Linked DNA regions of Homo sapiens: region 1 is linked to region 2. The links are chromatin loops, found by intact Hi-C in ENCODE. Cell type or tissue: heart right ventricle. All regions are shown on one strand. Each heading gives the region's core, and the rest is flanking DNA. Links, peaks and the distances in the headings are about the cores only.

Region 1 (5,372 bases), core at 222-5,221, 68 kb before region 2:
GATTCCATACATTCTGGAATACCTGCAATGCACAGCTTTTAGCAAAAGTCCAAAGAATTCAGGGACAGGCCCAAGGGCAAACGCCCACAGTGGTGGGTAGCCCAGGACACCATGCAGTGGTAGAACTCTGGCTGCATTTACGGGCATCTGCTGAGCCAGAGGGCAGGGGGCCAAGGCTTCCTGCCACCAGCCTGGCATTGTTAGCAGATGGCCCTAATGCGCCCCAGCGTGTGAGGGGCCACAGGGCTCTCCGTACTTACTTCAGCTCTTTCTTCACCTCTTCATAGTCAGCCTGGCCTTTGAGTTTTTCTTCCAGTTGCTGAAAACAGAGAAGAATTTGATCAGTGGCCATGCCTGACAACAGGTCGACGGACTTCACCGACGGCATTCACTGCGGAACAGCCAGCTGTGCCTGAGAGGGGAAGCCAGCCCTTGCGAATGGAGTCAACGGTGCTGGGGCCATCTTTTGTCCCTCACGCTCCTGGCCTGCCCAGTGTGAGTGCGTGCCCAGGCACGGCAAAGTGTGTAGGGATGCTGTAAGGTTGTAACGTACAACTTAGCAAAAGCAGAATGAAGGGTGTGGTGGCTCACGCCTGTAATTCCAGCACTTTGGGAGGCTGAGGTGGGAGGACTGCCTGAGCCCGGGAGTTGGAGGGTGCAGTGAGCTATGATTGTGCTGCTGCACTCCAGCCTGGGTGACAGAGTGAGGAGTGGAGACCCTACCTCTTTTTTTTTTAAAAAAAAAAAAAAAAAAGCATCCCCCCCCGCACCCAAAAAAAAGAAGGAAGAATCTTTGCAGAGGTGAAAAGCAGAGGAGGAAAAGTGTACTTTGTAGGAAGTGCCATGAAACAGCAAACAGGAGGACAGGAGGAGAGGCTTTCCTGGTGTCTGAAAAGCAGCGTGTGGTTTTAAACAAAATATATTAGGCTGAGGGACTCATACAGCTGGTTGTCAACACCTTTGGGAGGACCTCTACTAACGAGAGACACAGCCCTTTTGTATTGAGAGTAGGCATCAGATAGGCATCAGGGCAAAGGCCTTTCCACTCCTGAACCCCTGGATGCTGGGGTTTTAGGAGCAGGGACCTGTTCAGTCGAGTGCTTGGTGGCTTCCCTGACAGCCAGCTGGTCTGAGTCCTGCGGGGAGGGCCCTGACCGAGATGCTGCTCCCTCTCAGGGGCCTAGGGGAGGGATGGCACATTTCCAAAGTATGATGACGCTCCAGTGGGCTCCAGAAAGGTCTGTGAGCTCACTGGGGATTGATGTGGCCTGTTTCCTTTTTTTCCTTTTTAATCCTTTTTTTTTTTTTTTTTTGGTGGAGACAGACTCTCGCTCTGTTGCCTAGGCTGGAGTGCAGTAGCGTGATCTTGGCTTCGCTCACTGCAACCTCCGCCTCCCAAGTTCAAGCAATTTTCCTGCCTTAGCCTCCCCAGTAGCTGAGATTACAGGCATGCATCACCACTCCTGGCTACTTTTTTTTGTGTTTTTAGTAGAGACGGGGTTTTGTCATGTTGGCCAGGCTGGTCTCGAACTCCCGACCCCAGGTGACCCTCTCGCCTCAGCTTCCCAAAGTGCTGGGATTACAGGTGTGAGCCACCCCACCCAGCCTGATGTGGCCGTTTCTGCCCACAGCTCTGCAGGGCTTTCTTGTGAGAGGAGCCATTGCTGTAGGGTGGTCGTAGGGGGTGCTTTCTTCTCTGAAGGTGTTTTTGGACTAGTTTGCTTTTGATCTTTTCTAAAGGGAGCTCCTTGGAGGAAATGAGGCAACTCTACATAAAACAAGAATATGGAGGGGCGGTGCCGGGAGGGTGTTCTGGCCATTCAGCATGTTTCCAAGCTAGAGGTGAACAATTGTCATTTCCGGTAACTTCCCCTCTACAGGGTTTCTAGGTATTATGCTTCTTGTTCTTCTTCTTCTTTTTTTTTTTAAAAAAGAGACAGGATCTTGCTCTGTCACCCAGGCTGGAGTGCAGTGGTGCGATCATAGCTCACTACAGCCTCCAACTCCTGGGCTCAAGTGATCCTCCTGCCTCAGCCTCCTGAGTAGCTGGAACTACAGATGCACATCACCACACCCGGTTATTTTTTAAGAGAGGGGGTCTTGCTATGTTGCCCAGGCTGGTCTCAAACTCCTGAGCTCAAGTGATTCTCCCACTTCAGCCTCCCAAAGTGTTGGAATTACAGGCGTGAGCCACCATGCCTGTAGGTGCCCTTGACTAGCCATGGCTAAGACCACAGTTTAAAGCCAACTGAGAACATTCTAGACTTTGGGGAGGAGATGGCACCATCCAAATCCCAACCTGCCCGATGTTTTAAAAATTCAGGGCTGGGCGCGGTGGCTGACGCCTGTAATCCCAGCACTTTGGGAGGCCAAGGTGGGTGGATCATGAGGTCAGGAGATTGAGACCATCCTGGCTAACATGGTGAAACCCCGTCTCTACTAAAAAAAAAAAAAAAATACAAAAAATTAGCCAGGTGTGGTCTAAATTTAGCGTGCATAAACGTGGTCATATCCAGAGAATAGGAGCCGGCTGGGAATAAGGCAGACAGAGGGAGGAGCACACAGAGGGTCTCAGAGCCTGGCATGGCACAGACCAAGAAGGCCGACAGCCTGAGCCTGGAACTCGAGTCTGTCACTTCTGACCTGGGTGCCTATGGACAAGTTAATAAACTTCTCATCTGTAAAATGGGAATAACAGCAATTACTCAAGGGTTTGCACAAAGCAAAGAACCAGTTCAGATGTTGGCAACTCTGGGCCCTCAACAGTGGGACTCTTTGTTTTTTTTTTTAAAGTTATTTTGTAGTGACGAGGTCACACTATGTTGCCCAGGCTGGTCTTGAACTCCTGGGCTCAAGTGATCCTCCTGCTTTGGCCTCTCAAAGTGCCGAGATTCCAGGTTCCTGGCTTGATATTGGGACTCTTAGCACTGCTAAGTCCCATTACAGTTTCTGTCTAGGGGCACGGCTGCAGGTCTTCTTTGAAGGCCTGTGATTGGCCCTAATTGGAAGGTTTTAGGAGTGGAATCCATGTATAATCATGCACCGCATAACGCTTTGGTCAACAAAGGCTGCCTAAGTCCCATAAGAGTCTTTTTTTTTTGAGATGGAGTCTCGCTCTGTTGCCCAGGCTGGAGTGCAGTGGCACGATCTTGGCTCACTGCAACCTCTGCCTCCCAGGTTCAAGCAATTCTCTTGCCTCAGCTTCCCAAGTAGCTAGGATTACAGGTGCCTGCAAAATGTCTGGCTAATTTTTCTATTTTTAGTAGAGATGAAGTTTCACAATGTTGGCCAGGCTGGTCTCGAACTCCTAACACTAAGTGATCCACTCGCCTCGGCCTCCCAAAGTGTGGGATTATAGGCGTGTGCCACCACGCCTGGCCTGAGTCCCGTAAGATTCTAATGGAACATACAGAGAAAGTTGACATACGGCCCTTTATAAAGGCACTGCAGATCAAGCAAGGGAAATGACTAATGCTCAGTAATGGTGCTGGGACATTTGGTTTTCTGTATGAAAAATAGGCATAAATAAAAAAAAATATATATATATATATATACTATCTAGGTTTGTGCAAGTACACACTATGATTGCACAACAACGCATTCACCTATTGACGCATTTCTCAGAACACAGCCTCATTGTTAAGTGACACACGACTGTATTTTAGTTGGCCGTGAGTTTTGCTGAGAGCTAAACAGCTTCCATTGAGGGTTCTGCCATCTACCTAGGGGCAGTTGAACTAGGAAGTCCCCAAGATCTCTTCTGTAAACCTTCTATGACGTTTTCTGTCTTGGGCAGACAAGCTGGATGGAGCCTAGGGGAGGCTGCTTGGCGACGCTTCTCCCAACTGCCGGAGCGCCTGTAACCTGGTCCCATGGATGTCTCCATTCTAGTGACCCTGCTGTGAGTGCCACATCTCAAAACCTGCAGACGCAGGGCTCCCATTGACTTCCAATGCTGAAAATGCCCAGTGTGGAAAAAAGACTAACTGTCCTCAGTGCGGTTCTTCGATCAGAAACTCCTTGTTGGGTTCCCAGAAAGCCTGGTTTCGAAGACTCTGACCCTGGGACGGGCGACAGGCACGCCAGTTTCCCAATGTCTCTGAAGACGCACTCCTCCTGTCAGGTCACGCTACCGCTGGCCGCGTGGTATGCTAGACCTGCGCTTATTCCTAGCATTTCATACGCTATCTGATTTCATGATTGCAAAACTTTTGCAGATGGGTCTGACTACCCAAAGAAAGAAAAAAATCTCTGGGGTCCTACAGTGCAGATCTTGACAGAGCTGAGGCCGGTCCTACGTGCCTGCAGGGAGGAAGTGAGATGCCGGAGAGGCCAGGATGAGCCGGGGGCTCTCTGCAAACCTGGACTCCAGAGTCCGACAGATCCTGGCTCCACCACGTACTTGCAGGGTGAACCTAGATAAGACTCAACATCTTGGGTCAGGTGTGGTAGCTCGCTTGAGCATAGGAGTTCAAGATAAGCACGACAACATAGCAAGACCCCGTCTCTACCAAAAAAAAAAAACAAAAAAAAAACCCCAAAACATTAGCTGGGTGTGTTAGCATGTGCCGGCAGTCCCAGCTACTCAGGAGGCTGGGGCAGGAGGATCACTTGAGTCTGGGAGGTGGAGGCTCCAGTGAGCTGTGATGGTGCCACTCCACCCCAGGCAAAAGAGTGAGACCCTGTCTCTAAATACATAAATAAATCAACCAATCAACCAACCAACCAACCTACCCACCCAGACTTGACTTCTCCAAGCCTCAGTTTCCTTATCTATAAAATGGGGATCATGTTTATATGTTACAGTGCTTTGATGAGGATTAAAAAAATATTGGGTACTTAGAGCTTAGTACAGTGTGGGCACATGGCAAAGTGCTCTGTAAATGGTGGTTAGCACTGTTACTGTCCTTGTTACTACAATTACTACATCCCTGCTAGGTGGGGTTGAATCTGGCTACATTGGATCTGAAGAGAGTCTCTGGTTCTGTTTCTCCAGGGGCTCTGTTCGTGAAGGTCTGCGGATCTCAGCCTGTCACCTCCCAGGGTCCCCGCTATTCTGTAGCAGAGCCACAGAGAAAGAGCACATGTGCCCTGGAGTGGCTCCCGCTGTCAAGGGTAACTTCATGTCCAAGGCTGTGGAAAGAGAATCTGGGAACTGGTCATCTTCCTGAAAAATGCACTTGTCTGGCTGGGTGCAGTGAGTCATGCCTTGAATCCCAGCACTTTGGGAGGCCGAGGCAGGAGGATTGCTTGAGCCTAGGAGTTCAAGACCAGCAGGGGCAACATAGAGAGACCCTGTCTCTACAAAAATTTAAAAATTAACTGGGTGTGGTGGTGCACACCTGTAGTTCCAGCTACTTGGGAGGCTAAAG
Region 2 (5,372 bases), core at 265-5,264:
GACAGGAGGTTCTTTATTCAAGTCCATACTCTGAAAACCATAAAAGTGGCTGCTTCTCTATTTTTAGGGAAATTAATCCAACCAGGGTAATTACAGCAACTCGTACTGGAAACTGATGACTCATCAAAAAGACAGGAAATAGAAAATTTTACATTCTTAAAGGTACAGCAGACAGACTCTGTTTTCAGGATGCTTAAGTTGTCCCTTTCAAATTCAATCAGGGGATGCAATATTTGTCTAAATATGATGGTCAAGACAGCTGGGTGATTCTCAGGTTTACTCAACCGGGCTCTACCTGGCCCCAGTTCTGTGAGTCTTTCATGAGGAATTATTGTTCAAAAAGGGAAAAATCAATCTGCTATGGTAAATACAACGGGGGCTTGTGAGGCTGGGAAAGGCTGAACCCCCCAGGAACGCCTGCCTTCACCTGACTAGCCCTCACCTTTGCTGCTTGATTACAAAGCTGGCACCAGAAAGGGGCTTTGAAGACCGCCGTGGTCTCAAGCAAAAAGCACTGGAATTTGAGCCTAAAGGACCAGGTCCAGGGCCTGAATCTGCGTGTTCCTGGGACTGCTTCCTCATCCATGCAATGAGCACAATAAAAGCTGCCCCAGTGACTTCAGGAAAGGGCAAACAAGATAACACTCAGGAAATCATTGTGAAATAGTCCAGAACAGTATGTAAACAAAGTATCCATCCCAGCTGCTCACACCTGTCATCCCAGCACTTCAGGAGGCCAAGGCGGGCAGATCACTTGAGTCTGGGAGTTCGAGACCAGCCTGGCCAACATGGTGAAACCTCGTCTCTACTAAAAATACAAAAATTAGCTGGGTGTGGTGGCAGATGCCTGCAATTCCAGTTACTTGGGAGACTGAGGCAGGAGAATCGCTTGAACCCGGGAGGCGGAGGATGCCGTGAGCCAAGATCGTGCCACTGCACTCCAGCCTGGGCAATAGAGCGAGACTCAGTCTCCAAAAAAAAAAAAAACCAAAAAGCAAAAATTAGCCAGGCATGGTGGCACAAGCCTGTAATCCCAGCTCCTCCAGCAGCTGAGGCAGAAGAATCACTTGAACCCGGGAGGTGGAGGTTGCAGTGAGCCATGATCGCACCACTGCACTCCAGCCTGAATAACTAACAGAGACCCTATCTCAAAAAAATAAAAAATAAAATAAAAAGAAAGTATCCATCCCACCCACATTTGCCATGCAGACTTGTGTCTTGAACTGCTGGTATCCTCCTCCCCTCCTTTTAAAAATTATTATTATTATTTTTAGAGATGGGCTCTCGTTTTGTCACTCAGGCTGGAGTACAGTGATGCAATCATAGCTTACTACAGGCTGGAACTTCCAGGCTCAAGCGAACCTTCCAACTCAGCCTCCCAAGTAAATGGAACTAAAGGCACAACACCATGCCCAGATAATTTTTGTATTTTTTGGTAGAGGTGGGGTCTCACTATGTTGCCCAGGCTGGTCTCAAACTCTTGGGCTCAAGTGATCCTCCCACCTCAGTCTCCCAGAGTGCTGGGATGATAGGCGTGAGCCACCATGCCCAGCCTCCTCCCCTTTTCAAATTCTGTCTTATGTCCTCCTTTGGGATCTGGAGTTCTCTATCCCTCCAAAGAAGCGTAGAGGCTCCCCAGTGCTGAGTTAGCTACGGGAAAGTTTTCTGCTGTTTCAGAGCACGTTGTATTTTGTGATAAAGTACTGGTTATATACATGTTATAAAGAAAATACTCTAAAATTAACCTAAGTGAAGTTCCTCGTAAATGTCTCTTTTGTAACCGTACTATGTAAGTATGTGTATACACAATGTCGTTCTTTGAAAAAAGCATATAGGCTAGGAATACAACATGAGTAACCTTAAGAAATACGAATTTTACTGGCAGGAAAGGTTTGGGAGGTGCAAATTCTCCTAAGACTAACATTAGCTATAAAAAATGTAGTATTTCAGTGCGATTCAATATTTTCTTTCATCGAGGCTCAGTGCCTCGGCCCACGAGTGGGGAGGAATGCAAGAAGCTGACTGTGTGTATTGCAGCTGGAACTCCTTTTCCAATCCAGATTCTTGGGGACAGGGCATAGGATCGTGGACTTCAGCAAAAATGGGAATTCCTGCATTTTTGCCCAGAACACTAGCCGCTTGGCTGGGAGGGCGACATTCCTGCTGGAGGGTGCAGTAGCAACCCAAACCCAAGATCAAGTAAGTGAACAGCTGCAGGAGACGGATGCAGGAACTTGGGGCAGTGAGGGATGCCCAGGCCTCTCTCTGGGCTGCCTACTGCTGCGTGATTCCAGGGATCTGCCACCTCCACGGCCATCCATCCCAAGGAATTGTTTAGATGTTAAAATCCACAGCACGTTCCTTTGCTAGAGTCTCCAAGGTTAAGGCTATTAGGGTGGTAAATCTCCATTTGCTAAGAGAAGCGGGAAGATCCGTACACAGGGTGACCATCTGAGAAGGAGCTATGTTTTTAACTAAAGAAAAAAGAATGTCAGGCGTAGTGGCTCATGCCTGTAATCCCAGCACTTTGAGAGGCTAAGACGGGAGGATCACCTGAGGCCAGGAGTTTGAGACCACTCTGGGCAACACAGTGAGACCCTGACTCTAAAAAAATTTCAAAAAAGAAAAAAAGGGCAGAAATAATTCATTTATTTAACCCAGAAATGGTTATAATCGGAAACCTTGCAATCCTCTTACACAACAACTGTTTTGGCAAAGCCCCCATGTTCCAACAAATATTAAACTGTGCTTGCCATTTGTCTAAGGAATCTTGCATTAATAAACATGAAGAAGAACACTTTTACCTCCCACTCTCAACGACAGGACAAAACAAAGACCAGCTGTATTCATCAATGGGCCCTTGTTCTGCACATAAAGGCTAATTACATTTTGCTTCAAGCCTACACATGGAAAACTTTACTGCCGTTGTCTGCCACAGTCAGCCCGTGCTGTCCCAGCTGACGCATGGCGATGACTGCTCACGATAAACCGGGGTCTCGGAGCAGCCTCAGTACCACAGACCTGCGGGCTTCTCTCCAAAACGGGAGAGGGATGGGTACCCTGTGACATCTCCCCACGACAGACAGACAATGTGGGCCCAGTCCGTCGTGGTGATGCGGTGAAAGTCAATTTCCTCCAAGGCCGTTAATTTCAGAAACGCATACCACGCCCTGCTCTGAGCTTGCTGGGAATAGCTTCTATCTCTCGACAGCTTAGCCTCAGACTCTCACCATGCCAGGTGCTATACACACACATCCCATTCCTGCCTCTTCAAAACCACCTAGCATGCTGGGTGCAGTGGCTCACGCCTGTAATCCCAGCACTTTGGGAGGCTGAGGTGGGCGAATCATGAGGTCAGGAGATCAAGACCATCCTGGCTAACATGGTGAAACCCCGTCTCTACTAAAAATACAAAAATTAGCTGGATGTGGTGGCGCACGCCTGTAATCCCAGCTACTTGGTAGGCTGAGGCAGGAGAATCGCTTGAACCCAGGAGGTGGAGGTTGTAGTGAGCCAAGATCGTGCCACTGCACTCCAGCCTAGACGACAGAGCAAGATTCCATCTCAAAACAAAACAACAACAACAACAACAACAAAAACCACCCAGTGACTTGACTTCCGGTATGCCCATTGTACAGGTCAGAAAGGGAGGTGGACAGCTCATAGCTCATTCAGGGTCACGCAGAGAGCTCGTAGTGGACCCTAGTGAATCAATCCCAAGTCAGTCTTTCTCCAAAACCCATCTTCCTTCATGCCTCTCCAATTCCCGTCAACAAATATTTAAGAATCCCTTTTTTTTTAGACAGGGTCTTGCTCTGTCACCCAGGTCGCAGTGCAGTGGTATAATTAGGCTCACTGCAGCCTCGACCTCCTGGGCTCAAGCGATCCTCCCACTTCAGACTCATAAGTATCCAGGACTACAGTTAGGAGCTACCATGCCAGGATAATTTTTGTATTTTTTGTAGAGACAGGCTTTTGCCATGTTGCCCAGGCTGGTCTTGAACTCCTGGGCTCAAGTGAGCCGCCCGCCTCAGGCTCCCAAAGTGCTGGGATTACAGGTGTGAGCCACCGCGCCTGGCCCTAAGAATCCCTCCTTCAGAAGAGGGAAAATAAATTGTTTTTGAAATGCTGTAAGACCATATGTGAAAAGATTTGCCCCAAGGGGCTTATATTCACAAACATGAATGAAAACGTGTCTGGTCTAATAAAATACATGTAGGTTGGACTTGAAGCAGACGGAATAGTGACAAATCTGTCCTGGAAAATAAAAGGGGAGGCAAAGGCAGTGGGGGAGGTCTCAGAATGAGCCCATGGCCTCCAAAGTTAAAAGAAAGTAGCCAAGATCCAATTCTCTCAGGCCATTCTCTGCATTTTTGGGGGATGACTTACTCTGGGAACTATTACATTACGTGGTTGGTCCTAGGCTGCCTTTGTCAGTGTCCAGACCGTTTCTGATGTGGGAAATGCCCCACCAGGCTGCCCCATCCTACCCCACAGGCAAATCGTTCGGAACCTCTGGCAGGTCCTCCCCAAGACAGGCTTCGCCAGGCTTGCATCTTCACAAACCTCTGCAAAACCTGACTTGACTCATCTTCCAATCCCGAATCCCATACCACCCTCTTTAGGAAGGCTTCCTCGACAATTCTTTCCCTGCGCTCCCCTGATGCTAGGGATGTACTATGCCCTTCCCCAGCTCCCCTGGCTGGTGGGAGGAGAGAGGGGATCAGTTAAGGGGTCCCTGGCGCTGCCCTGGGTCCCTCTTCCCTCCCCAAGGCCACGGCTCCCCTCGAGGGGGCCCTCACCTTCAGTCTCTAGCTACCTTTCCCCGCTCTGGCTCATTCAAACCCAGGCGTGGAAACCCTGCCGGTACTATGAGCCTAGGAACTGCACCTCTGCAAATAGGCCCAATATTGACCTTTTTTTTTTTTTTTTTTTTTTGCGATGGAGTCTGGCTCTGTAGCCCAGGCTGGGGTGCAGTGGTGCTATCTCGGCTCATTGCAATCTCTGCCTCCAGAGTTCAAGCGATTCTCCTGCCTCAGCCACCTCAGTAGCTGGGGTTACAGGCGCACGCCACCATGCCCAGCTGATTTTTATATTTTTAGTAGAGATGGGGTTTTGCCATGTTGGCCAGGCTGGTCTCGAACACCTGACCTCAGGTGATCCACCTGCCTCGGCCTCCCAAAGTGCTGGGATTACAGGCGTGAGTCACTGCACCCTGCCAAACTTTCTTCTGACTATCCCAATGGGAGTGCCCTGCCTGCCACCTGCAGGCTCCCTGTCTGACCTGCTGACCGTCAGCGCCCTGTCCCCTTGATTGCAGCACTGGGCATGCTGGATTGCAATGGCCTGTCTCCCCATGGAGCCGTAACAGT

Evidence for each region. Hi-C counts contacts between places; a loop is a spot of excess contacts. Peaks named below come from ENCODE experiments on the same cell type or tissue, not always from the same donor. Only the 100,000 strongest peaks of a DNase experiment are listed, where the experiment ranks them.
Region 1: a loop joins it to region 2, with 9 times the contacts of the local background. A loop is called at or near these places in 3 of 110 quality-filtered maps.

What each region holds. Positions count from the first base shown.
Region 1 is chr7:102,184,760-102,190,131 of GRCh38, reverse strand. CUX1 (cut like homeobox 1) reads right to left here. Exons shown (of 24, transcript NM_181552.4): 12 at 261-319. Among named protein-coding and RNA genes, the nearest start is that of SH2B2, 99 kb to the left of the region's middle. In heart right ventricle, for the core only: no CTCF peak of the experiment used is centred there; no DNase peak of the experiment used is centred there.
Region 2 is chr7:102,116,964-102,122,335 of GRCh38, reverse strand. All of the region lies in intron 8 of CUX1 (cut like homeobox 1), which reads right to left. Among named protein-coding and RNA genes, the nearest start is that of SH2B2, 170 kb to the left of the region's middle. RefSeq lists an enhancer at 2,660-3,159. In heart right ventricle, for the core only: no CTCF peak of the experiment used is centred there; DNase peaks (open chromatin) are centred at 2,995 and 4,499; H3K27ac peaks cover 1,711 bases.